3 separate regions of the Mus musculus genome follow, and all the other regions are linked to region 2. A link is a loop called in an ENCODE intact Hi-C map of the cell type or tissue named here. Cell type or tissue: left cerebral cortex. All regions are shown on one strand.

Region 1 (8,000 bases), 260 kb after region 2:
CCTACCTCAAAGAGCAACCATGAGTACTTACACTATGAGTAAGCCAACTGCCAAGGATGCCCAGGGAGGGATTAGCCATCTTCATGACTTCATGGTTAGATCTTTTGGTCCCTGCCCTTAGGTATGACATTTACAACATGGCTTTTGGCAGAAAAGTATTTCCTCTGTTATGTTAGGGTCCTCTCATCTTCACCATTGAATGTACACACTTGTTAGAAATGCTAAGGTCCTGATGATTGCCATCCATGTGACCTCTATAAATTTTACACAGGCTTCCCCCAACCCTTTTTTTGAGACAGGGTCTTACATTGTGGGCTAGAACCTACTATGCAGATCAGACATGGCCTTGAGATTGCAGCAATCTTCTTGCTTTGTCTCCCAAGGGCTGGGATTACAAGTGTGTACCACAAAGTCCAGCTTTCCTGGACTTTGGATCTATATATGCTTTAGACTTCTCAAAAACATCCTAGGTGCTGGAAGACCACATAAGATGCCTTCACTTCTCAGAATTCTATACCTAGCCAAACTAACTTCTCTAATGCTCTAATGGAGAATGGGACAAAGACCTCAGAAGAGTTTCTGTTCTCATGAAGGAAGCCACTAGCAGAATATGTTCCACTAATCCTAAAGAGGCCAACTAGAAAGAAGAGAAGGGGAAAAGGGAGTAGCAGGCGCTTTCTGGGAAGTATGGGGACTTCCAGGACAAGTAGGATAATAAGATCTGGAGGTGCTATGTCTGGGGTAGAGGACTACAATTCAGTGTGGAACAAATCAGAAGATTCTGTAGTATTGGAAGCCCTGTGAGCCCAACACCCTGAGGACTTTGGAATTTGTCCCTTCTGGCTTAGAGCAGGTGAGTGTAGGGATGGGAGAGCAAAAGCAGACTTGGGGAAGACAGTTAAGGACAACCATTATGGAAATGGGTAACTGGGTGGGTGCTGGACATGGCTGTTTCCTTGACGCTCAATGACAATCATCATGTAAAACAGTAATGCTGTGACCCATAGGAGACTTTGATCCGGTCATAGAAATGAACTAAACAGTATAGTTAGTTAGTAGGTCTATGGTGATCAGGACAGAGGAGGGCCACAAGGCCTTCACCTCAGACTCAGGCTACCACTCCCTCCCTCTGAGGCCGCACGTGGTCTTGTAGGTTAGGATAACTCAAGATGGGCCTCCTTGGAGGTACACCTGCTCACAAGTTACTCCCACTTCTAAAATTAAGCTCAGTAAATTCATTTGTTTCCAAACTGGACTTTCTGGGATCTTTCTTTGATCTGTTGAAGCCTTAAAGTCATATAAGCACATGAACTGCCCTGGAATCAAAGCATCATCAGAGAAGATGCCTAGAGCCTCTTGACTCTTTCTGCTTAGGAGAAGAAGGTATTGACTGTTGTGTAGAGAGTCAGGTTCATGCCTGCTCCAGCCTGGCTTCTTATTCCCCACAGGGACAGCCATGTTCCCAGAGCTGCCAATCAGAGACAAAACAGCAGAGACAGGTGGCTAGGCCAAGAAGAAACTGCCAGGAACCAGAGTGGGAGAGTCTGGCTAGAGTCTCCAGAGCCATACGATGGGGAGTTCTTTTAAAACTTGGGAGACCAACTAATTTGGTCATATTACCTGTCAATGAAAAGAAATAACTTTTGTGGGGCTGGACACATGGCTCAGTTGGTTAGAAGCACTGTTGCTCTAGCAGAGGTTCTGAGTTCTATTCCCGATACTCACATAATGACTCACAACCATTCATTCATAACTCCAGTTTTAAGGGATCCAACAGGCAGACATGTGGTTTACATACATGTATGGATGTAAAAATTTCATACGCATAAACAAAAAATAAATCTTAAAAAACCCCTCTTGTTTTTCTTTTGAACTTGAAGCCCTCTGACTTTGGCAAAGATCTGTATGGTCTCACTCCTTACCTGTCCAATGCCTGTGACATGGAAACACCCATTGGACAACTCCAGCATTGTACTCAAGTATTCAGCAACCCAGTTGCAAAGCTGGCATGTTGTACAACAGTTTCCTCCTAGATTGAAACATTCCATCCTGTAGGAATCACCTTAAACATGAAGGCAAACAACTCAAAATAGCTTCAGGAAGTCCCTGAAACTAACCAGATTCACTAGGCCCTCTTCCTGCTAGAGAAAGCAACAAAAGCTAAGAAGCCCTCTTAGAGGACCCAAGCTGTAAAGACTTGAGGCCCGTGCAGCTGCTTGGAAGAGGTGTAAACTGAGTCACTTTCCAACCTGTTGAGCTGCCTGCAGACTCTAAGGCTTCCCAGCTTTGTGAGCAGTCACGAGTGGTGCGGTGGGCCTTGGTGATACAGCTGTCTTTGAGTCATTTCTGCTCCTATAAATAACCCCTCATGTAAATAACAACGAATAAAACCCGTTGTTCCCTAAGCTGGACTTTGGTGATGGCCGTACTTTGGTCTGACATGGGACATATGTGTTTCATCTTTCCACTCTAGAGAACATTTTGTCACTTGCATGGTATAAAGGCCATCACTTTCGGGAAGTGAGGCCGGAGCCAAGGCCGCACTGCAGATGAGCCTCAGTGACACAGGGTGAGGATGTTGCTGCTGGTGGGGTATGACCCAGGGTCTCTCTCAGGAATTTCGGTACCTCACAGATTGACCTTTGTCTTAGTTGGGGTTTCTATTGCTGTGATGAAACACCATGACCAAAAGCAACTTGGGGAGAGAAGGGTTTATTTGGCTCGAATATCCTGAATCACAGTCCTTTAAAGGAAGCCAAGGCAGGAACTCAAACTGGGTGGGAACCTGGAGGCAGGAGCTGGTGCAGAGGCTGTGGAAAGTCTGCTTGCTGGGCTGGTGCAGAGGCCATGGAAGTTCTGTTTGCTGGCTTGCTGCTTGCTGACTTGCTGCTCCCATGATTTGCTCACTTTGATTTCTTTTAGACCCAGGACTTTCTTTTCCCAGGGGTTACCCTGGGCCCGTGTGTCAAATTGCTGTAAAAAACCTCCAGCTCAGCCTCTGTGCTTAGCCTTGGGTCAGATGCATCCAAGTCTTGGCCCCCACTGAGAATATAGATGATGACTGGGCTGACCCTTTGCAGGTCCCCAGAACTCCAGACTACAGAAGCCACCCTCCCAGGATTGCCTGCCTAGGGCAGGAGCCACCTTGAGTGTGGTCTTGCGGCAGACGGAGGGGCTATGCCTAGGACAGCATTGAGTTCTCTACCCAAGGGCCCAGGGACGAGTCCCTACCTGCCTCACTGCCGTGGTTCTACTAAGGGACAAGGAGTGCCCTGTGCATCCCAGGAGCAAGGCTATCTTCCAATCTTTGCCCCAAACCATATTTTCTTGAATACCTAAGGGAATTTCTTTCTTTTTTTCTTAGTTCCTTTCCTTTCCTTTCCTTTCCTTTCCTTTCCTTTCCTTTCCTTTTCTTTCCTTTTCTTTCCTCTCTCTCTCTCTCTCTCTCTCTCTCTCTCTCTCTCTCTCTCTCTCTCTCTCTCTCTCTCTCTCTCTTTTTCTTTCTTTTTGAGACAGGATTTCTCTGTGTAGCCCTGGCTGTCCTGGAACTGCCTCGAACCCAGAGATCCACCTGCCTCTCTCTCCCAAGTGCTGGGATTATGGCCACCACCACCCTGCTCCCAGCTGAGGAATTTCCTGATTAAAAAAAAAATTTTTTTTTTCTGAAGTGCTTTTTGGGTGGGAGGGGTGCTCTGTGTCCTTTGGTGGCATCTGCAATTGGAGAACTCCACAAACAGTTTGGGGAGAGGGCACCACCTGCTGGCGTCACTGGAAGTTGCAGGTGGAGAGAACCTTCACCAGGCTGCTGTCTGGTGTCCAAGGAACAGGGAAAGGAAATCAGACTAACAGCGTAGTCTTGCACATTAGCACCCCAGTGGAAAGGTCAAGTGTCACAGCATGTGCGACTTAAAGTGGCAGGGTTTGGGCAGGGCCTGAGCCCAGCATCCTGCTATTCCAACAGCCTCCTGTCACTGTCCCAAGGACACCCACTCCAGCTACAATAGCGGCTCTGCAGGCTTTGAATTTGGTATTACCAGAGGGACCTTGTGCCATATCTAACTGTTTACCCACATAAAAAGTTCCCTGGCTTCTCTCCAGGGCTTGGCTCTTCTGCCTGAGTCCGTGTTTCAGAAGCTGCCTGTTGGCATTCTGGGATCCTGCAGGCTTTCAAGTGGCCGGGCTGCTGCTGCGGAGTCAAGAGCTAGGAGTATGCCTGCAGCAGGCAGCATGAAGCAACCATGAGCTGAGTCAGCGCCAGGACCTGGGGAGAGCTCTGGACCAGGGGAGCAGAGAGGGTGGAGGTGCCTCAGTGGTGTGCACAAACCCTTCCTTGCTTAGTTCAACCTCTCAGTCTTTCCTCACCTTCAGGGGCCAGGTTTACCCTGCTGTACTCTGCCTATAAGCCCACATGGGGCAGCTGCCTATAAGCCCACATGGGGCAGCTGCACAGATAAGGCCCCTGGCACTCAGCCTCCCAGGTGCTAAGCAGGGATTGGGGGGAGGAGCCAGGTTTCTCTGGCAACCCTTGCACAAGTCTGCCTCCCTCACTGACTCCAGCCCTGGGTTCTCAGATACCCACCCACACTCCTGCTCCCAGGCGCTTGCCCTTCCCAGCTGCCCTTCCAGTGAGTGAGTACCTGGGAGAGGGTGGCACCAGATCCTTGCCCAGTCTCCTGCAATTCTTTAGGGGAAGGGGCAAGATTCAGCAGCATGGTAAGGGAGAGGGTGGCACTGGAGAGGTGGACAGGAGAAGAGTTAGGCTTCTTAGCTTTGTTGGAGTTGGAGCCATCTTGTCCTCCGTCCTGCAGGTTGCCCATCACTGGCCTCAGGGCCCACTGTTAGGAGTCCCCTGCACTAGATTTTGGTGTCCGTTGGAGGGCTGTAGGCACTGCCACTTGGCTAATAGTCCCGCTGGAATGCCTCTTGCCCCTGGAGGGGGTGTCTGTGTTAAGGGCTAAGACAGCTGTGGAACCCCAGAGCTGGTGCTTATCAGATCCCCGTTCTGAACCCTTCAGAGAGGGGTGCCCACGGGCTCCTTTCGGATGGATGTTCCCTGGCCAGGAGCTGGCATATTGCAAGCCCCTAGGAGCAGAGCTCTGAGGGCTTCAGGTTCCAGGAGGTTGTACGGAGGTGGATCTCTGCTCTTCCTTTTATGGCTATGGTGACAGAGGTTCTCTCATGGCTTTCGGCAAGGAGCCAGAGCTTAGTGGTATGCTGGCAAGGGTCTGAATGCCCCAGGTGGTGGCCTATTAAGAACCGTTGTCCACAGAAACCGGACTACCAGAGCCTATTCAGCAGGGATTGCTGTTGTTGGCTATGGAAGGTGGCGCTGAGGGACAATAGAAAGGGCTGGCAGGCCCTGTTGAGGCTTGCACTAGTAATGGGGGTTTCTTCTTGTTGCCTTCACTCTGACAGCATGGGTCCCTGGTCCTGCTGGGGACCTTAGTGGGGCAAGGACAGTGTCTCCCAAGGTTTATTGGGTTGTTGTGTCACAGTTTTTGGTTCTTAGCAGAGGGAGGAGCTTTGCAGGAACTGAACTGTAGGAGTGGGCTGGAGGGGCACTCCTTGCATCTGTGCCTGCATTTCCTGCCACCTCCTCTGAGGAGAAGACAGGCATTTGTCCGATCCACATCTCTGTTTCATCTCCATCCTTTCAGCATATGCATCTGCCTCCCTGCATGGTACCATCCTTCCCAAATCGCTTCTATTGTGTTGGGCATGCTTGCATCTGCCACCTCTGTGAGGCCATTGTTTCCTGGGGCTCAGATCAGCCTGAGGCATCAGTTAGCTTCCCTGGAGAGCAGACAGTTGGAATCGGCTGTGGGGATAGAAAGATGGGCAACCAAATCAAAACCTGTAGCCACAGAGCTGGCTGGACCTGCGTAGCAGGTGTGTGTGTGTGTGTGTGTGTGTGTGTGTGTGTGTGTGTGTTTCTGTGTGCTATGTGTATGGTGTGTATATTGTGTGTCATGGAAGAGATTGGTGCTTTGTATCAGGGTGTACCTGCCATCTGCTGGTTATTCCCAGCTCTGACCTGCTTTGGTCCGGGGAGACCAGGATGCTTTTGTTAGAAGCCAGAGACTCTGCTCCTTTTCCTGGCTGTCAGTATTATGGTGTGTTCAGGGCAGGGCTGTGGCAGCTGGGGATGCTGATCAGGCTGCAGTCTGGGCGGTCTTGTTGGCGGTTGGGTGCCATGCCAACGTGAGGACGCCAGACCTGAGTCACTGTTGCTGTGGAATACACTGCGATACCATGCTACTGTGATGGGTGTGGTGCCCTGCTCCCCTCACGCTTTGCTGACTGCCCTAGCCTGCTCTGGGATTTGCTTTTCCAGGGAGGAGGGGGTGAGAAATAAACAATGGGGCTAATTAGAATCATTGCAGGCTTCAGAAGGAAGCCCCTCCCCACGCTGCCACTGCCCACCCAGACTGCAGCCTAAATATAGCATATGCCGTTGGCTGAAGCCTGCATGGGGCTGAGGGGAGGTGCCTATTGGCTATGCTGCGGGGTAACTGTCACTCATAGCTGTACCTAGGTGGTCCATAGAAGAACTGGACAGTGGTCTGGGTTCTGGCATGCATAGACAGACAGACAGACAGACAGACAGACAGACAGGCAAAAATTCTAAGCCCAGCTAGGTGAGCACCTTGTAATCTATGCAATGCTGACCTCCCAGGAGCCCTGCTAAGACTCTGCCCACTCTACTAAGGAGCAGACTAAGGCCCAGGACTCTAAATGAACTTGCCTGAGGCCACTGACCAGAGACCTCTTTCTGCTGGACAGACGGCATGTGACTATTCTGCTGGATTTTCCTCCTATCCTTTTCCTGATAACAAGCTGTCCCTTAGGTGAAATTCTGCACGGTCCCAAGGACCCTCAGGTGGCTGCTGCTGCTGCTGCTGCTGGCTGCAGGGGTATGGTGAATTGTAGAGAGGATTTGGTATTCTGGATATGACCCTGCCAGGACCTTAGACATGTGACTTGGTTCCTCTGGTCAGTGGGCATTATAGAGCTGTCAAGGTCAGAGCCATCAGTGGCTAAGATAGTCCCCAGCCTTTCAGGGGTCTCTGTGAATGCTATGAAAGGGACGTGGCCAGAGCTAGCTGCTAGCAAGGCTGTGCACGTCCCTGAGGAGTCCTGCCCTTTGAGGATGGCAGAGGGAAGCTGGCAGGTACAGCCAGTGTGGTATCAGTGTGGGACCCCTGGTCACACAGTAGGATGGTAGAGGGGAGGTACCCTCCCGAGAGAGGTGAAGGAGGAGGCAGGGTGAGTGGGGGCCTGTGTGGCCTCTAGAGCTAAGCTGCTGCTTTATACCTGTGGAGACAGAGAGGATGGTAGGTTGGTAAGTGTCAGGAGCCCAGGAGCAGGGTGCTGAGGGGCTCAGACCTCCAGAGCCTTGTAGTGAGCTTCCAGGTTGGCTGAGATGCTGCTGGCAGTTAAGTGCAGGCCTGGCCTGAATGGGGCATGTGTGCTCTTTTTCCTGGGCTATGGTCTGCCCAGAGGCCATGAAGCCTTGCTCCTAACTACCCTGTGGCAGACACACAGTACAGAGTTCTGTCATGCCAGCTGCTGTGGCAGTCCTAGGGCAGGGTGGGCAGTCTGCAGGTTTTATCCTGCCGTGGTCTGGGTATCAGCAGAGGTTTATGAGGTGCAGCTGAGGCCTCTGGTGAGCCTGGACTGTGAGAAGGATGTAGCAGCCATCTTCACTGAGCCATTGTATGCCAACGCTGAAAGAGACTAGGAAGGGCAGAGTGCCAAGCCTGTGGGGTAGCATGGGACACACAGAAGGATAGGAACTCCCAGCCTGAAGGATGGTGGCAGCAGACAGGGTGTGTGGGAGCCAGTCTGCAGGCTGCTGCTGCTGCTTTGCATCCTGGGTATTATTTTTCTGCTCACAGGGCTTTTGTTGTAATAACTCAGTTCAGAGCGACAGCCACGTACTGGCTCTGGCTAATCTGTTTTGTTTATGGTGTGGCTTTTTTTTTTCCAGACAAGTCATG
Region 2 (8,000 bases):
CCACTTGAGTGCTAGGTCCAGGGTCAACCACTCCCTTATAGGAATAATTATATTAATGGGGTACTCCTGGCACCCACTGGGTTGGATATAGCACGGTCTCCTTTACTATATACTAATTATGGTAGTGACCCCCCCAAGATACTGATTTGCAGCCAGTTAACAGACATCCAACCATTTCTGGGTTTTGGTTTGGATGTCATTGTAAGTGTTTCATTAACAATTTTGTTTTAATTTATTTTTTATATAGCAGTGGGGAGGGAATGCACGCATATTAGTGTGCAAATGTATTTACTCATGCATTCACAAGTAGAGGCCAGAGCAGGCCATCATTCTCTGTCATGTGCCTTTGAGACATGCTTTCACTGAATCAGACACTCTTCACTTCTGTTAGGTTGCCTGACCATCAAGTTCACTGGTCCACATATTTCAAGCTATCTATATCCACATATCTCAGACTATCTGTATCCACATAAATCAAGCTATCTGTATCCACATGTGCTATCTGTAGCCATGTCCACATTTCATGTTTGTGCTGGGGATTTGAACTCGGGTCCTCTTTATGTCTGCAGAACAAATGCCCTTATGTGTTAAACCACTTCCTTAGCTCGTATAAATGTTTAATTTCCAGTGCTTTATTGGTGTTAATACAGAAATTTCATAGGGTTTTTTTTTTTTTTTTTTTGGTTGGTTGATTGGTTGGTTTGGTTGTTTTCAAGAAAGGGTTTTTTCCGAGGCCGGCCTGGACTACAAAGTGAGTTCCAGGACAGCCAGAGCTACACAGAGAAACCCTGTCTCAAAAAAAAAAAAAAAAAAAAAAAAAAAAAAAAAAAAAAAAAAAAAAAAAAAAGAAAGAAAGAAAGAAAGAAAGAAAGAAAGAAAGGAAGGAAGGGTTTTTTCTGTGTATCCCTGGCTAAGCTGGAACTAGCTCCAGGCTGGCCTCCAACTCAGAGATCCACCTGTCTCTGCCTCCAGAGTGCTGGGATTAAAGGCGTGTGCCACCAGTGTCTGGCTATATCTCTACAGTTTTACGAACAGACCATCTCCAGAGAACTCACTTGCCCACTGCAGCATTTCCTGCATGGCGTTCGCCATCTGGGTTTTTGTTGTTGTAGTTGTTTGTTTGTTTTGTTTTTGCTTTTTGAGACAAGGTTTCTCTGTGTAGATAGACTGTCATAGAACTCACTCTGTAGACCAGGCTGGCCTTGAAGTCACAGAGATCCTCCTGCCTCTGCCTCCTGAGTGCTGGGATTTATTAAACTCATGAACCACTACTGCCTGATTCATTCTCTCTCTCTCTCTCCCTCTCTCTCTCTCTCTTTAAGACAGGATCTGGGTGCTCTGAACTCGCTCTGTAGACCAGGCTGGCCTCAGACTCACAAATATCCACCAGCCTCTGTTTCCCAAGGGCTGGGATTAAAGATGTGTGCCACCAAACCACTTTAAGATTTTTTAAAAGCTTTTTATTGATTTCTTTTTGAGTTTCACGTTATGTATCCCAGTCCTGCTCATCTCCCCATTCCCTGATATCTACCCTTAGCCCTTACAACTTCCCCACCCAATAAAACACACAAGCAAGTAAGCAACAACAAATAAACCATAGAAACATCTCACCATGGAAGCTGTAGTGTGTCACACACAGTGTGTACCACACCCTCTGTCCACGCATCTTCACTAGCAAATGGTCATTGCAATGAGTCCTCGGTCTGGTTCAGTATCTCTGGCTTCTGTGACACCATCAATAATGGATCCTCATGGGGACTCCTCCTAGTAATCCTGTCGTTGCCCTGTGTCCCGGAGAGAAGATCCGCACCTTTGGAATAGCAGCAGGACTGGTCCTTCACAGTCCCAATCAATCGTTTGCAGCTGATGTAGATTTGGGGGAGAGCCAATCCAGAGCTCTGGATCTGGGCTTGGGTGGCAGTTGAGTTGTTCAGCTCATCAGCTCTCCCTTATCCACACCACCAGAGTGAGCTTTCCAGCACTGCTCTGGCTAGGTCACCCAATGCCACCACATGCAGGAGGCCAGATCAGCTCTTCTGGCCTCGTGTCCTCAGGCCAGTTCACTTGCATCCGCATCTCCAGAGTCAGCTCCACTGTGCTGCCCAGTCAAGGTGCAGGGTCTACTTTCCCAAGTGCTGCAGCCTGGGAGGGGCTGCTGCTCCTGCTCTCCTGCTCCCACACCCTTGCCATGGCCACCAAGGCCAGCTCCACTATATTTCCCAAGCAAGGTGCAGGGCCTGCTCTCCAAACTGCTATAGCCAATGAGGGAGCAGGTCTAGCTCTCCTGCTCTCAGGACCCCAGGGTCAGCTCTTTCAGATACTGCAGATGGTGAGAGATGGGGTGGGGGGAGACACCCACACCCACCCTTACTCAAGACTCCTCGTACCAGTGTTTGGTGAAACCAGGTCACCTACACACTTGCCCTCCAGGCCAGCTCTCCTAAACCCCCTCCACCAGAGCCAGAGGTGAAGGGCCTGATCTCCCAACTGTTACAGAGGTGAGGGAGAAGGGCACCTCACCCACTCTCATGACCTCAGGGCTGGTTCTCCTTCCTGCGGAAGGTGGTGAGGGGCTAGGGGTAAGGTTTACTTTTATTTTAAGCTGTATGGGGGTATGTGTCGATGAGTGTAGTTGCTTGAGGGGACCTCAGATCTCCTGGGTCTTCTCCAAGAGTAGTGCACACTCTTAACCAATGAAGCCTCTTTTCAGCCTGACTGTCCTGTGACCACCTTTTTTGGCATACTTTCTTGTAGCCCAGGCTGGTCCCACAGTTGCTCTTCCCACTCGCCTGGCACTGGGACTGCAGTACTGCAATCAAATTTATCATGTGAGTGTGTGTGTGAGTGTGTGTATGTGTGAGTGTGGGTGTATGTGTGTGTATGTGCATGTGAGTGTGTGCATGTGTGTGAGTATGTATTGTGTGTGTGTTCCTGTGTGTGCGCACATGCGCGTGTGTGAGATCATGCTCATATGGAGGTCAGAGGACAACTTCTGGGAGTCAGTTCTAATTTTCCTGAGAACCTGTGGGTCTCAGGGATGGAACAGGATCCTTCCCACTGTGTTAGACATAGATCCTAGATCTTGGTGGCAAGCACCTTTAGCCTGAGCCATCTCACCCTGTCCTCTGCTTGTTTTGGTTTTGGTTTTGTGTTATGTGGCACTGGGAATCAAACCTAGTGCTTCATGCGTGCCAGGCAGGCAGTGTACCAAGTTTGATTATAAATTGAACTTTCGTAGGTGCAGGATTTTTCTGTTGCTTTTCTTCTTGTGTTAGTGACTTTTGTCCTTCGAGGAATTTTTATGTCATCTGAGTTGCCAAATTTTTGATCATCAGGTATTTCAGAACTCTAACACATTATTTTCCCTGTTTCCACTTTCTCTCCCCATCTCATGATGCCCCTGGGCTAACCATGGGCTCTCCTCTCGCCCTTTCCTCCCGAGTGCTGACCCCAAAGTGGCTCCTGACTGAAACACTGCTTTCCTGGTGCTTGTTGAGTGTGAGCCAACGCTCCATCTTTGGAGCCTGACTTTGGTGGAGTATGTCTCTTCCTTGGTTTATTCTGAGAGCTATCTTTTTACAAGTCTGTCCAGATTTAACTGTGTTACATTGACTTGCTTGTTAGTCCATTTTATTTATTTATTTATTTATTTATTTATTTATTTATTTATTTATTTTTTAAAAACTCGTTCATTTCTATATGCATTGGTGTTTTGCCTGCATGTCTGTCTGTATGAGAGGTGCTGGGTCCCTGGAACTGGAGTCACAGGCAGCTGTGAGCTGCCATGCTGGTTCTGGGATGTAAACTCCGGTCCTCCCCTCCCCAGCTCCCTCTTGGTCCATTCTAATCTCAGTTCTATCTACTTGTTTTCTTTCTGCTTTATTGGTATGCAATCTCCTCGTCTGCAGTCCTTGGAGGTGGCAGCCCTGCCATTCCTTCCCCACCGGCCTGGATCGTGGGGAGGAGCAGGTCCCTACCTACCCCTGTTGGCCCTGGCCCTGCTTCTCTGGAGAGGTCCTGAGTCCTCTCCTTCCAACCCTGGGGTGGATGAGGGAAGTGTAGGTTTCCAGGTCAAAAACACAGGCTCTGAGTTCAAACCACAGTGTTTAGAGCAAGGGGCTCCCCAGCTCCTTCCCTTCCTCCGTCCCTGTAAACCCCAAGTGGCCAGAGTTCTTGCCAGCCTGCTCTGAGCACCTCGTATTTATTTCACTTCTGGTCTGGGAGGAATCCCAGATGATGCAGAACCACAAGGTGACCACAAGGGGACAATGTGGCTTTAGAAACGGTCATGGATGTAGCCTGTGTACATAGGTATGTGTGATCCCACTCTTCCAGGTACCCACAGTTTGTCTGGACCCTGTACCTTCCTCAGCTTCTCTCCCACCCTAGACCCAATGGCCATCAATATCCAGGCCTCCGAAAACCCTTCAGTATCCTCATGGCCTACCAAGGGATACCAGCTGCTTGAAGACTAGGAAGGTTTGTGGGGGAGGGGTAAAGACAAGTTTGAGGGGAGGAGAAGGAGGAAGCTCTCCTAAAAGAGGCAAGGAGGGTTCCCCACTCTTAGTCCAGGCCTCCTCTGCAACCTCCCCTCAGATGGGAGCTCCCCATTCTCAGAGACGAGGAACTTGACGGTCCTGACTGGAAGTCAGCACAGGACCACAGGTGGGTCCATACTAGTGCTACTGTGGACTGGAGAGGACTTTGGCAAGGCAGACACAGATGAAGACAAGGCATTTGTGTTGGAGCTCCTGAGGCCAGCAGGAAGCCATGCTTCATCCTCTGGGGCTGATGCTGCTCTCAGTTTCCATTCCCTGACATCCCCTCGTTAGCCCCTCACCGAACACCTCTTGTTCAGCCAGCAAAGCATGAGTGCTGAGTAATAACTCCTTTGGCTTGCAGCAGCTGGGATGCTTGTAGCCCAGTTGAAGGGGCTCTGAGAAGGTAATGGGGCACAAGGATACGCAAGCCTGCCTGCAGGGTGCTCCATTGTGCCAAGGTCGATAGGTTGGAGCATGTCAGCCAATTCCAGCCCCCGCCCCAACAAATCAAAGCAGCAGCATATGGATGGTCAGCAGGCCTTTGTGTGTCCAGAAGAGTGGGCTGGGACATCCCTGTTCTGCCTTACTGCCTCTGCTCAGCTCCATCCCTGGCCCTGGCAACAGACACGTCTGACCCCCAGCAACAGGTAACTGGGTTGTCAGAGAAACCAGGGTACAGGACGGGCAGTGGGTGGGTGCAGTATCCAGTGAGGACCTCAGTCTCCAGGGTCCCTACAAGAGGCAGGTCACACCTGAGCCTGCACACGGAGCTCTGTTAAGTAGAGGCACGGTGCAGTGTCCACCCTCACAGCACTTGAAGGCCCTTTAGGGCTCTGTACTCTGCACTCGGGTACAAAGGCTGGGGAGGGCAGCCTACAGGCTTTGTCCAGAGATCTGTGGTGTCTAGGTTTCAGGATACTAACCTAACTTCAGGGTGTCTGGCTGCAGGCTTCCAGCTGCACACCTGGCATTCACAGTACTGAAAGCAGGTCTATAGCCCTGGGACTGTAGCCTGGGTGGCATGCCTCAGTGTCCCCGAGAGCCTTTAGAAGCCAATGGAGTCTGGCGAGCCCCAATAAGGTACCAAGACAGACTGTGGAGGGAAGGCAAGAACTGTGGGAACAGGGAGAAAGCAGGTGTCTGGTGGCCACAGGCTCCCTCGGGATGGGAAGAGCTGTTATTCACAAGTGAAGTGGAGAGGTGACTTGAAGCTGACCTTGGTTGCTGGGCAAGCAGCCCCAGGTGGCTCAGTTCCTCACTGTCCCCAGCCCTTCTCATCCAGTCTGACCAGCTCTGAGGTTCAGCCCAGACCCTGGGCTTAGACTCACAAAGGACCCTGGGCCTCTCTGTTCTCTGTTACTCCGCTTACCCTCAACCTCTTGCCCTTATATCCTGATGGATCTCTCTGATCTCCGACATTCAACATGCCTAGCCAGACCTAGGTCACATGACCCAACAAACATGCAAAGCACATGAATTATCGTATTAATTAATTAATTAAATTTACACTCCTACTGAAATGTCCCTCTGTCCTCTCCTTTCAGGCCTCCCCACTCCCTCATCTCCTCCTCCTCCCATGGTTATCAAACAGCCCTGGTGTATCAAGTCGCAGTAAGACTAGGAGCATTCTCTCCTAAGAGGTCAGATGAGGTAGCCCAGTAGGGGGAAAGGGTCTCAAAGACAGCCCTGCTCCCACTGTTAGGAGCACATGAACACCAAGATACACAACTGTTACATATTTGCAGAGGGCCTAGGTCAGTCCCATGCAGGCTCCTTGGTTCAGTCTCTGTGAGCCCCTATGGGCTCATGTTAGTTGATTCTGTGGGTTTTCTTGTGGTGCCCTTGACCCTCCTGGCTCCCACAATCCTTCCTCTCCCTCTTCCACATGATTCCCTGAGCTCTACCTAATGTTTGACTGTGGGTCTCTGCATCTGTTTCCATCAGTTTCTGGGTGAAACCTCTCTGATGACAGTTATGCTAGGCTCTGTCTGCAACTATAGCCAAAAATCATTAACAATATCAGGGGTGGGCTCCCTCTTATAGCGTCACATGAATTATCTTAATTTCTTTTAAAACAAGGTAGAAAAGTAACCTTTGGAGGTAAGAAAATGTTTTACTTATAGTATTAATAGAGTTGCTTTTGCTAGTTTGGCTTTCTTTTCTCTTTCTGTCTTTTTTCTTCCTTCCTTCCTTCCTTCCTTCCTTCCTTCCTTCCTTCCTCCCTCCCTCCCTCCCTCCCTTCCTTTCTTCCTTCCTTTCTTTCTTCCTTTCTTCTTTTAATACAAGTCATTTATTGTGCCAAAGGACACCCCGAATCACACTTGTAATCAGGATCTTGCTTCTGGAGCTGGGTAACATAGCCTCACTCGTCAGCCTGCTGTTCTGTTCCCTCTTCAGACATAGATGCTATGCAAGCACTTTCTGATGCCCTTTTTTTTAACTGTTATGATTTGCTGATTCAAAGCTGCTGAATTTGAAACAAGTTCAATACCATTTCCTTCAAGGATTGATTCATCCTTCTGGGTTTAAAAAAAAGAACAAGCAGCACCCTTCATCCAGGCCCTGCAGTTGTACTTTTTCACCCAGGAAATTTCAGGTTTCAGCCAAAGACCCATTCTCCTGATTAAGGGCATCGGTGGGGAAGTGAGCGTCCACAGAAGTCCTCTTGCAATGGAAGCCCAGCGTTACACCCTTATTCATGTTCTCAACATGACTGCAGATAGTTCGGACAGTAGCAGTTTTTTTTCTGTTATCCCAATATTTGTCAATCCAGAGCCTCTTCTTTTTCTTTCCAAGGAGACTCAGCCTTACATTGATGTGATTAAATCGCCTCCTGAGGGTTCCTCTGGGGCCCTTCAGTCACTGTGCATCACCAGAGTGATGTCGACACTTTCTGGAATGTCGATAGTCTGATGCTGGAATGGTCTTCATTTTCCCAGTAGATAGGACAAAAGCTTTGTTGGTTTTTTTGGTTTTGGTTTAGTTTGGTTAGTTAGTTGGTTTTAGTTTTTGGTTTTTTAGACAGGGTTTCTCTGTAAACCGTTGGCTTTCCCGAAACTCATTCTGTAGATCAGGCTGGCCTTGAACTTACAAAATCTGCCTGCCTCTGCCTCCTGAGGCTGGGATTCCCTGCACTAGTTTGACTTTTTTTTTAGGTTAAATCACTTTATTTGAGAAAAGAGGACAATTCTTGTGGGAGGCGGTGGCAACGTCCATATCCAGGGGAACCCGAACACAACAACGTCGCCACGGGTCCCTGGACACAAGGGGGCTAGTTTGACTTTCTATGGTGGAAAGGGAAGATGACTTGTGTACCACATTCACCAGCCCCAGGGCTCTCTCATCTCAGCCTGACTACCCTTCTCTAGGATGGACATCCTGCTGGACTGGGAATAGGGCCAGGGATACATGGCCGTGACACCCACAGGTCTGAGTGCCCTACTGAGGTCCTAAAGGAGA
Region 3 (8,000 bases), 240 kb after region 2:
CCTTTTGCTTAGCTTAGAGGAAGAGTCAGGATAAGGAGCTGGCTGCCTCTGTGGGAATCTTTCCAGAAGCCAGCCAGCCCTGCTCAGGGTACATGGGCTGAGGGCTGTTCTAGGAGCTCTGTACAGCGCTATCTACCATGGGAACCTGGCAGCCAGAGGCTCACACTGCGCAACCCTATCCCATCCATTAGTCACTGTAGCTCTTGCCACATGGGGTAGCTGAGGGTCCTAGAAGCCTTTGCTCCTCTCCTCTGTCCCCACCCTTATTTTCCAGGCCAGGTCATACTGAGAAATTCCAGGCTCAAGGAACCAGTGGCTCTCATGGTAGCAAGTATCCCTTCTGAATGGCCTGAGAGGCTGGAGTCAGTGGGTGCTCCTGGAAAAAACATTCATGAGGAGCTGGGGCTCCATTCCTGGCAAACTCAATAGGCAGGGAGCAGCTGGCTCCCTCGTGAGGTTTCGCCTCCCTCTTAAGGCCTTATGGGCCCCAAGAAACCAACTCTGTGGGACACCCTGCATCCACGCAGTCCTCCTTTGTACGTATTAATATATTTGCTCTGTGGGGAATATTCTGTCCTTTTATTCACCACGTGTCTGACCCGCACAGGGACAGTCAGCAGTCTGAATGAGGTCACTCAAGTGCCTTTGCCTGATTAGTACTCTAGGCAGTCCCTGACTGGCTCCCTCCAGGCTCCCAGCGGCCCCGCCCACAGAGTATGACGATGCCGGGTACTCTGGCTGCTGGCTGCTTAGGAAGAAGCCCTTTCTTGTCTTCTTGCCCTGTGGTACCACTAGGATCATGGGAGGGAGGGGCTCTAGGAGACCAAAGAGTCTTGCTCTCTCAGGGACCCACCAGCCCTCTGCCATTGGTGGTCCAGGCTACTACCTATCATTCTGGCAACCTTTCCGTTGCCTTTTGTGGTGGTTTGAACAAGAATGATCCTCATAGAAATGGCTGAATCCCAGAGAGTGGAATTTTCTTATAGCAAAAAAAAAAAATTTTTTTATATTTGCACAGGACTATACAGCAAACAACCATGTGGTTGGATACATGGAGTTCTCACATATTTCAGTCAGTTATCAAAGTAAACTATTTTTTATAGGACTTACAGTTAACTATTTGGGTTGTATGAAAATGCAGTCCTTGTCCTTTACAGAGCTTGCTTCCATCCATGTGCCACTTAACATGAGTGAGGAAAACCCATTTATGAAGTACAATGACAGTTGACCCAATCACTCTGTCAATCAAACCACTCAGGCTAGTTTGTACTAGCAGAGTTTTGTTTCTATTTTTATTTTATTAACTCTATTTTTTTAATACGGATTTTTCAGTGAGGGGCTTTTTCAACCCTGTTGGTTCTATTTTCTTGTTTGTTTGTTTGTTTCATTTTATTTGCTTCATAACTTAAACCAAGTCTCTTCCAGTCTTCTATATTAGTTCCTAATTTTGTGCTGACAGGCATGTTTATAAGAACTGGCGAGGTAATTTATTGGAATGAACTGACTGGCTCCCTGCCCTCCCTTCCTTTTTTGACAGGAATTTTACTACTTCACAAATGGAGAATGATGCTACAAAGTTACCATGGTGAAGCTGACAAATACCACTCAAATGATGATGACATAGAAGTACCTTCCTCCTGCTGCTCTGATCCCATAATTGGTTACTAGATGATGTTTTCTGACATGGATTTCGATTTTGGGTACCTGTTACTTTGGCACTATTCTTTTTTTTTTTTTTTTTTTTTTTTTTTTTGGTTTTTCGAGACAGGGTTTCTCTGTGTAACCCTGGCTGTCCTGGAACTCACTCTGTAGACCAGGCTGGCCTCGAACTCAGAAATCCCCCTGCCTCTGCCTCCCAAGTGCTGGGATTAAGGCATGTGCCACCACTGCCCAGCTCTTTGGCACTATTCTTATTTGCCTCTTATATTTTTGCCAGTATACTATACCTCAACCTTATTTGAAATACACAAGTCTAATTAAAGAATAGTCATAGAAAAATACGTAAAATGATGTTTTATAATTCATCCCCCATGTCCAGTTTGGTTAGTTTGTTATGTAATAGAAGTGAAATATCAGGTTTTTTTTCTCCTGTGCCCCTTTTTATCATTAAAATGAACACAAAATGTGGAAGAAAAAAAAAGAGGCGTGGTCTTGTTGGAGGAGGTGTGGCCTTGTTGGAGGAGGTGTGGCCTTGTTGGAGGAGGTGTGGCACTGAGAGTGAGGTTTCAAAAGCCCATGCCAAGCCCTTTCCCCCGCCTCCTTCCTGTAACTTTTGGATCAGATGTGCACTCTTAGGTGCTTTCCCAGTACCATGCCTGCTTGCCTGTCACCACACTCCCCACCGTAATGATTACAGGCCAAACCACTGAAACTGTTACTAAGCTCCCAATTAAATGCTTTTTTCGTAAGAGTTGCCTTGGTCATGGTGTCTCTTCACAGCAATAGAACAATAACTAAAATACCCCTGATCCCTGGTATGCCCCAGTGGAGTCCATCTGTGCCCCAGAACTCTGGACACCCTGGCTCTCCTCACATCACACTGCAATGCAGTTCTGTGTCCGCCTGACTCTCTACTCCCACTATGAGCCTTCCTGGGCAGTGAGTGGTGTGGTCTCTCCTGGACCCAAATCAAGGACGAGTAGGTGCCCAGATCGGGTATAGCCTCTTCTCTTACTCAGTAGCTGTTAATGGCTTCCTTTCTGGGAGACCTACTCTGTGTCCTGAACTGTCTCCCCCACCCCCGAGTTTCTCTTGCTACATCCCTGTTCAGAGCTGCCCTGACTACTGTACCTCATGCTGAGACTAGAGACATGAGGAAGCACATTTCAGCCCCCGAACCACTGCTCACCTTGTGCCTCATAGCCAGCCAGATCTGGCTTCTCCGCTGCTGCTGGGCTAGTCAGCCGGCCCAGGGCCAGCTGCAGGTGGGCAATATTCATGCGGGCTGTCAGTTCTCCGTTTCGGTCTCCAATCTGAAGCAAGCAGGGGTGGGGAGACAGGCGGCAGGTCAGACTTGGGACTGTGATCTCTGAGTGTTAGTGACAGGGCTCTTGCACACCATCCTTGGCCTGCTGGACAGCCTGGGCTGACCTCAGACCCTTGGCTTTCTGAGCGAGCCAGTCCTTCTCTACCAGAACTTGACTCTGAGTGTATTCCTAGGTGTTCTGGACAGCCTCTAGTCCATCCCAGAATGCTTAGGGTCTTGGGAAACCTCCTGTGAGTGGTCAGCTTGGCCTTCTCGTGGAGTGAGCCTGTCTCAACCATAGGGAACTGTCTTCTCCTAGGGCCCACAAGCCTCAGGTTCCAATACTGAGGCTCCATCAGGGGATCCTCTTGAGTACAAACCCAACATGAAGAACACAGGGAACCATGAAGCTCAGAAGTTTTTGGAGACCTCTGTTTGCACTCATGGGGAAGTGAGGCTAACACCATGCGAAGGAGTCTTCAGACAGAGTCTCCTCTGCTCTGGACCATCCTGTTCTTGTGAGAAGTTCCTTTTGATGCTGTAGGGGCTTGAGATCCACCCTTAGTTAGGAGGACTAGGTTTCTCTCGGATGTCCCTGCACTGTCCGCAGTAGGAGGGGACTGAACATAGAGAAGGGACCACTCAGCTTCCTAGAGAGGTATCACAGGGTATTCCTGGGCAATAGAACCTGTCTCCCTGGTCCACCTCCAAGAGGTTACTCCCAGCATCCCCGATACCTTACACGGCCCAGTTCCCTAGGGATTGGAGAATGGAATCCACACAGGGGACACCAGCATTCTAAGTGGAAAACAGATCCTTGCTCCCCCCATTGACCCACTGGCCCTGGTACACACAAGTGGGAACTGTCCTCTTAGGGATCCAGTGTTCAGAAAGGGTGGTTGGGAACAAGCACACGAAAGGAGACAATGTGCTGCCGAGGCACCAGTAGAGACCTAGGGGAGTAGGCCCGGCTCACCTCCTGGGAGATCTGCAGATGTTTCTTGGCAAAGGTCAAGGCCTGTGCAGGGCTCCCCATGGACACATAGGCGTTCCCCAGGCTCCAGCATGCTCGGCCCTCTCCCACCCTGTGGAAAGTTAGACAATCACACCTGCCTCCCAGGTCTGCCTACTGCCCCAAGTCCCCGATCCTCCCACAACCCTGGTACACAATGTACCATCAGCACAGGGTTTCCTCAGCCAAAGGAGCTCGTTGGCCCTGGCCACAGTGCTCACTGGTCCACCCCCTTGAGGGAGATAAACCTAAGCGTGTTACCAGCTTACCCTGGGGCCAGTTGGGCCTGCAGAGCCCAGCACTTGTATACTGTTGCGCAAGGCCTGGTTCGCCCCCTAGTGGCCAGCAAGTGCCTCCCTGTAGCCTGCTCCATGCTCCCTTACCCAGGTCCAAAGTGAACCATGCATTCAGGGATAGTTCGCTGTTTCTGTCGCTATTCCCACTATCTCTACCTAGTTCCAGGACACTTCCATTATCTGTCCCTCCCACAGAAGCCCTGGGGACAGGGCAGCTCTTCGAGGATACCTCCTGTTATAGCTGCCCCCAGGTCTGTGGCTCTGAAACCCTGCTACATCCAGATCTGCACAGAAGGCTATTCCAGAGCTGGGAAGTCACGGGCCCCTACAAGCCTTGGACCTACCTATTTGCTTACACTGTTTCCCACTGAGGGATTGGCTGAGGGCCTATGTGGGAGGTCGCTCCCAGCATGCATGCTGTGGCCCGCAGGGGAGCGTGCACTCAAACCCAGGCTGTCACTGTAAGCCAGGCCCAGCCAAGACCTTGTTTTCACAAACCTATCAGCCAGCTCCTGGGCAATGACTAGGTGCCGCAGGTGGTACTCAGCAGCACGCTCGTAGTCCTGTAGCAGTGTGTAGGTGTTGCCCAGGCTGTAGCAAGCCTGAGCCTCCACTGCCTGGTCCCGGAGCTGCCGAGACAGCTGCAGCGTCTTCCTGTGCAGAATGGGAGAGTCAGTCCCTGAGGGGAGTGGCAATGTCTCTTCTACATCAGGAATGTTCATCTTGAAATGGCCACTGCACTCAACTCACAGCACCAGATGCGTGTGGGTGCATGGGTTCCCGTTGGCTAAGGAGTTAGCTAATTGTGACACTGGCTAATATCACTAACAGCTCTGAGCAGATGATATTTACAGGGATTCAGTGTCTGTATCTCAGAACTGAGATGAGCATGAAGTACCTGCTCCATCTAGTGGCCACCCCTCTACCCAGGAAGCAGCTGACTAAGAACTGTGACACAGGTCAGGGACACCCAGGAGCTTCATGCATCAGCCTTTTTGGCTCCTGGGACTGCACCATGGGAGTGGCATCTCTGTAGCATGGTGCTCAGTATACCCCAGGACTGTCTTCCCTGCTCACTTGTAATGTTCAGCAGCCACATCAAAGCGCCCCAAGAAGATGTGAGCATTGCCCAGGTTGCTGTAGGCCCTCCGCTCAGCTGCCTTGTCCCCAAACTCCTTGGCGATGGCCAGGCGCTGCAGATAGATCCAAACCCCGAGGTCATCACATAGCCCTGCAACCCCTAGGAACACAGTCAGGGAGGGATGCCTCTCCACCCAAGGTGCTAGCTTAATGTCTAAGTGTCCAGGGGAGTAGACTAGGACCACAGGACGAAATACAACAGGAGCAAGGGGCTCAGTGATGTTCCAGCCCCATGCCGTTGAGGACTGTGAGGGGAACCTGAAGCCTTCCTACTGCAGCATCCCCGCCCCGGTACCCAGGCCCAGCTCACTCACCTCTTTGTGGAAGGTTGTGGCCTCCGTGAAGTTTCCCAGTAGGTAGTGGGTGTTACCCAGGTTGCCATAGGCCCTGCCCTGGGCCGCCCGGTCGCCTAGTTCCTTCACCAAAGACAGGTTCCTCCTAGGGGGCCAAATCTTTGAGAGCTATGTCCTTCCTAGCACCAGGAAGTGGCTACATAGCTTCCTCCTGAAGCTGGACAGTACTGAGTGGCTCTCCCAGGAGCATGTGGAGGGAATGGGATCCTTGCCTCAAATGACACTGGAGCCTTGGGGCTGGAAGATTGGTCAAAGCCTACCATGCATAAGAGGTGTGTGTGAGGAGAAGTGCCCACAGAGCAGTAGGGCTATCTATATGTGAGGGTGTTTTGTGTCTGGGAATCCTGCCCAGCCCCTTACCAGGCACACACTGGCTCAAGAAGTATTTATGGAACGCAGGGGCATTCAGATAAGCCTAGCCCCATCAGCCCTCACCCTGTGGTGCCAGCCCACCACACTCACTCACTCATAAAACTCAGAGGCCCTGTGCAGTGTCTCGCGGACATCAGGTGGCAGGTGCCCGGGGTCCTGTGCAGCATTCCAGGAAAGCTGTTTGCCCTTGGCGTGGTACACATTTCCAATGTTGTAGAGTGCTCTCGCCTCCCCAACCTGTGGGCAGCAGTGAGGTAGAGGCTCGACAGCCCCCCGGGAACTCACACCAAGGTGTGATTGCAGGAGCTGTGTTCTAGTCCCATGGCCTGCTGAGTCCCGAGGAAGGGCAGATCCAGTTCTACCCTCTCCCTCTCTCTCCTCTGCCAGCTGGGTGGCAGAGGTGGCTGGGCCTAATAACGTTTGAGGGTAAGAGCCCCAGCAGGGATGGAAAGGGTAGAGGACCCAAGGGTCCGACCACTTACCTTGTCCCCCTGCTCCTGGGCAATGTCCAAGTGTCGTTGGCAGCAGACGATTGCCTCATCGAATCGGCCTAGGACCTTGAGTGTGTTGCCCAGGTTCCCACTAGCCTTGGCCTCCCCCATGCGGTCACCAATGGTCCTGGAGGGCAGGAAGGAGTGAGGAGTCAGTTGGGTCTAGTTGGGCCCTGAGATGAGCAAGAAGCCTCAGAGGGGAAAGACAGACAGTGAAAAGTTAGCTCTACACATGCATTGGTGATCCAGCAGCTGCGTCAGGTCCGTACTGCGTGCTGAGGACAGAGAAGTGGGGAGGATTGCTGGTGGGGGGTCGCCAGCATGCCAGAGCTGGGGGAATTCTGCGCCCTGTCTATGCAGTCAGGATGGCTCTGAGGCATCTGTAGAAGCTGGGTTAAATGTGGAGTGAGAGGGAGGCCCTGCAGGAAACAGTAGGAACCAAGAGTCAAAGGCTAGACAGGACTGGAGGCATCAAGATAGAACCTAGGAAACGGTGGGAAATGTGCAGAAGGGAGACCATAAACCTCCAAGGGGTCAGAGTTCACAGGGAGAACAGAGGGTTCCCCTGGAGTAAGACCATACCCTACAGAGAAGATGACAAGAGTAACTGGAACCCAAGACCACAGAAAAGGAATAGCTATGGGTGGTAGAGATACAATCTCAGGAAGAAAGAGTCACACCAAGCCAGAGATAACTCAGAGATAGACACATGTTCATACACACACACAGGCACACACACATATACGCAGGCAAACATACACATACACTTGCATACATATACACATGCAGACAGCACACACATATCCATGCACATACATATATTTTAACTTGAATGCTGACCTCTAAGGGATTCACAGATTCCCCGTCCTAGGTCAGGCCCTCCTGTTGGGCTCTCCAGGCACAGATACACCTGTTGCATCCAACCTCCCCCAAGGGCAGGGGACTCCACACACAGGGGACCAGGACAATGCCATCAGGCCACAATCCACCAGTACTTACCGTGCCAGCAGCAAGTCATGTTTGTGGAACTGCAGGGCCCGGGCATACTCCTTCAGGTAGAAGTAGGCATTGCCCAGCTGGCTGTAGATGGCACTCAGTGTCTTCAGGTCCTCAGTGCCCACCTGCACAGCAGCCTCGAAGAAAGCCACACCTGCCTTGAAGTCCCCCGCCTTGCACAGCCGCTCCCCTTCCAGGGCCAGCTCTAGACAGGAGGCCTCCATCCTAGGCAGAGAAGGAATACCATGGTCCACCCCTTGGCACACTCTATGGTTGCAATGAGACGATGTCCCTCAGCAGCTGTGCCCCGTCACAGCTTTGTTCACAGATATGGCAGCTGGGAGTTCATGCTCAGAGCAGATCCTGGACCCAACA

The links. Hi-C counts contacts between places; a loop is a spot of excess contacts. Peaks named below come from ENCODE experiments on the same cell type or tissue, not always from the same donor. Only the 100,000 strongest peaks of a DNase experiment are listed, where the experiment ranks them.
Region 1: it touches region 2 in a loop (2.5-fold over the local background); 13 of 42 quality-filtered maps call a loop at or near these places.
Region 3: a loop joins it to region 2, with 3 times the contacts of the local background. A loop is called at or near these places in 23 of 42 quality-filtered maps.

Annotation. Positions count from the first base shown.
Region 1 is chr2:26,296,747-26,304,746 of GRCm38, reverse strand. Gm35807 (a long non-coding RNA gene) reads right to left here. Exons shown (of 3, transcript XR_374168.4): 2 at 4,638-5,818; 3 at 2,703-2,973. It also overlaps a transcript of Ccdc187 not described here. Among named protein-coding and RNA genes, the nearest start is that of Gm35807, 6.0 kb to the right of the region's middle. In left cerebral cortex, CTCF peaks have their summits at 3,765 (motif pointing left) and 6,068; DNase peaks (open chromatin) are centred at 5,276, 5,677, 6,198, 7,779 and 2 more places; H3K27ac peaks cover 3,922 bases.
Region 2 is chr2:26,558,097-26,566,096 of GRCm38, reverse strand. No RefSeq gene overlaps it. Among named protein-coding and RNA genes, the nearest start is that of Gm36171, 6.9 kb to the right of the region's middle. In left cerebral cortex, a CTCF peak has its summit at 4,250 (motif pointing right); a DNase peak (open chromatin) is centred at 4,265.
Region 3 is chr2:26,322,264-26,330,263 of GRCm38, reverse strand. Gpsm1 (G-protein signalling modulator 1 (AGS3-like, C. elegans)) reads right to left here. Exons shown (of 14, transcript NM_153410.5): 2 at 7,629-7,850; 3 at 6,621-6,756; 4 at 6,233-6,375; 5 at 5,728-5,851; 6 at 5,351-5,466; 7 at 4,772-4,927; 8 at 3,942-4,050; 9 at 2,849-2,972. Among named protein-coding and RNA genes, the nearest start is that of Gm52505, 6.9 kb to the right of the region's middle. In left cerebral cortex, CTCF peaks have their summits at 4,320 (motif pointing left) and 5,193 (motif pointing left); DNase peaks (open chromatin) are centred at 664, 4,275 and 5,171; H3K27ac peaks cover 1,378 bases.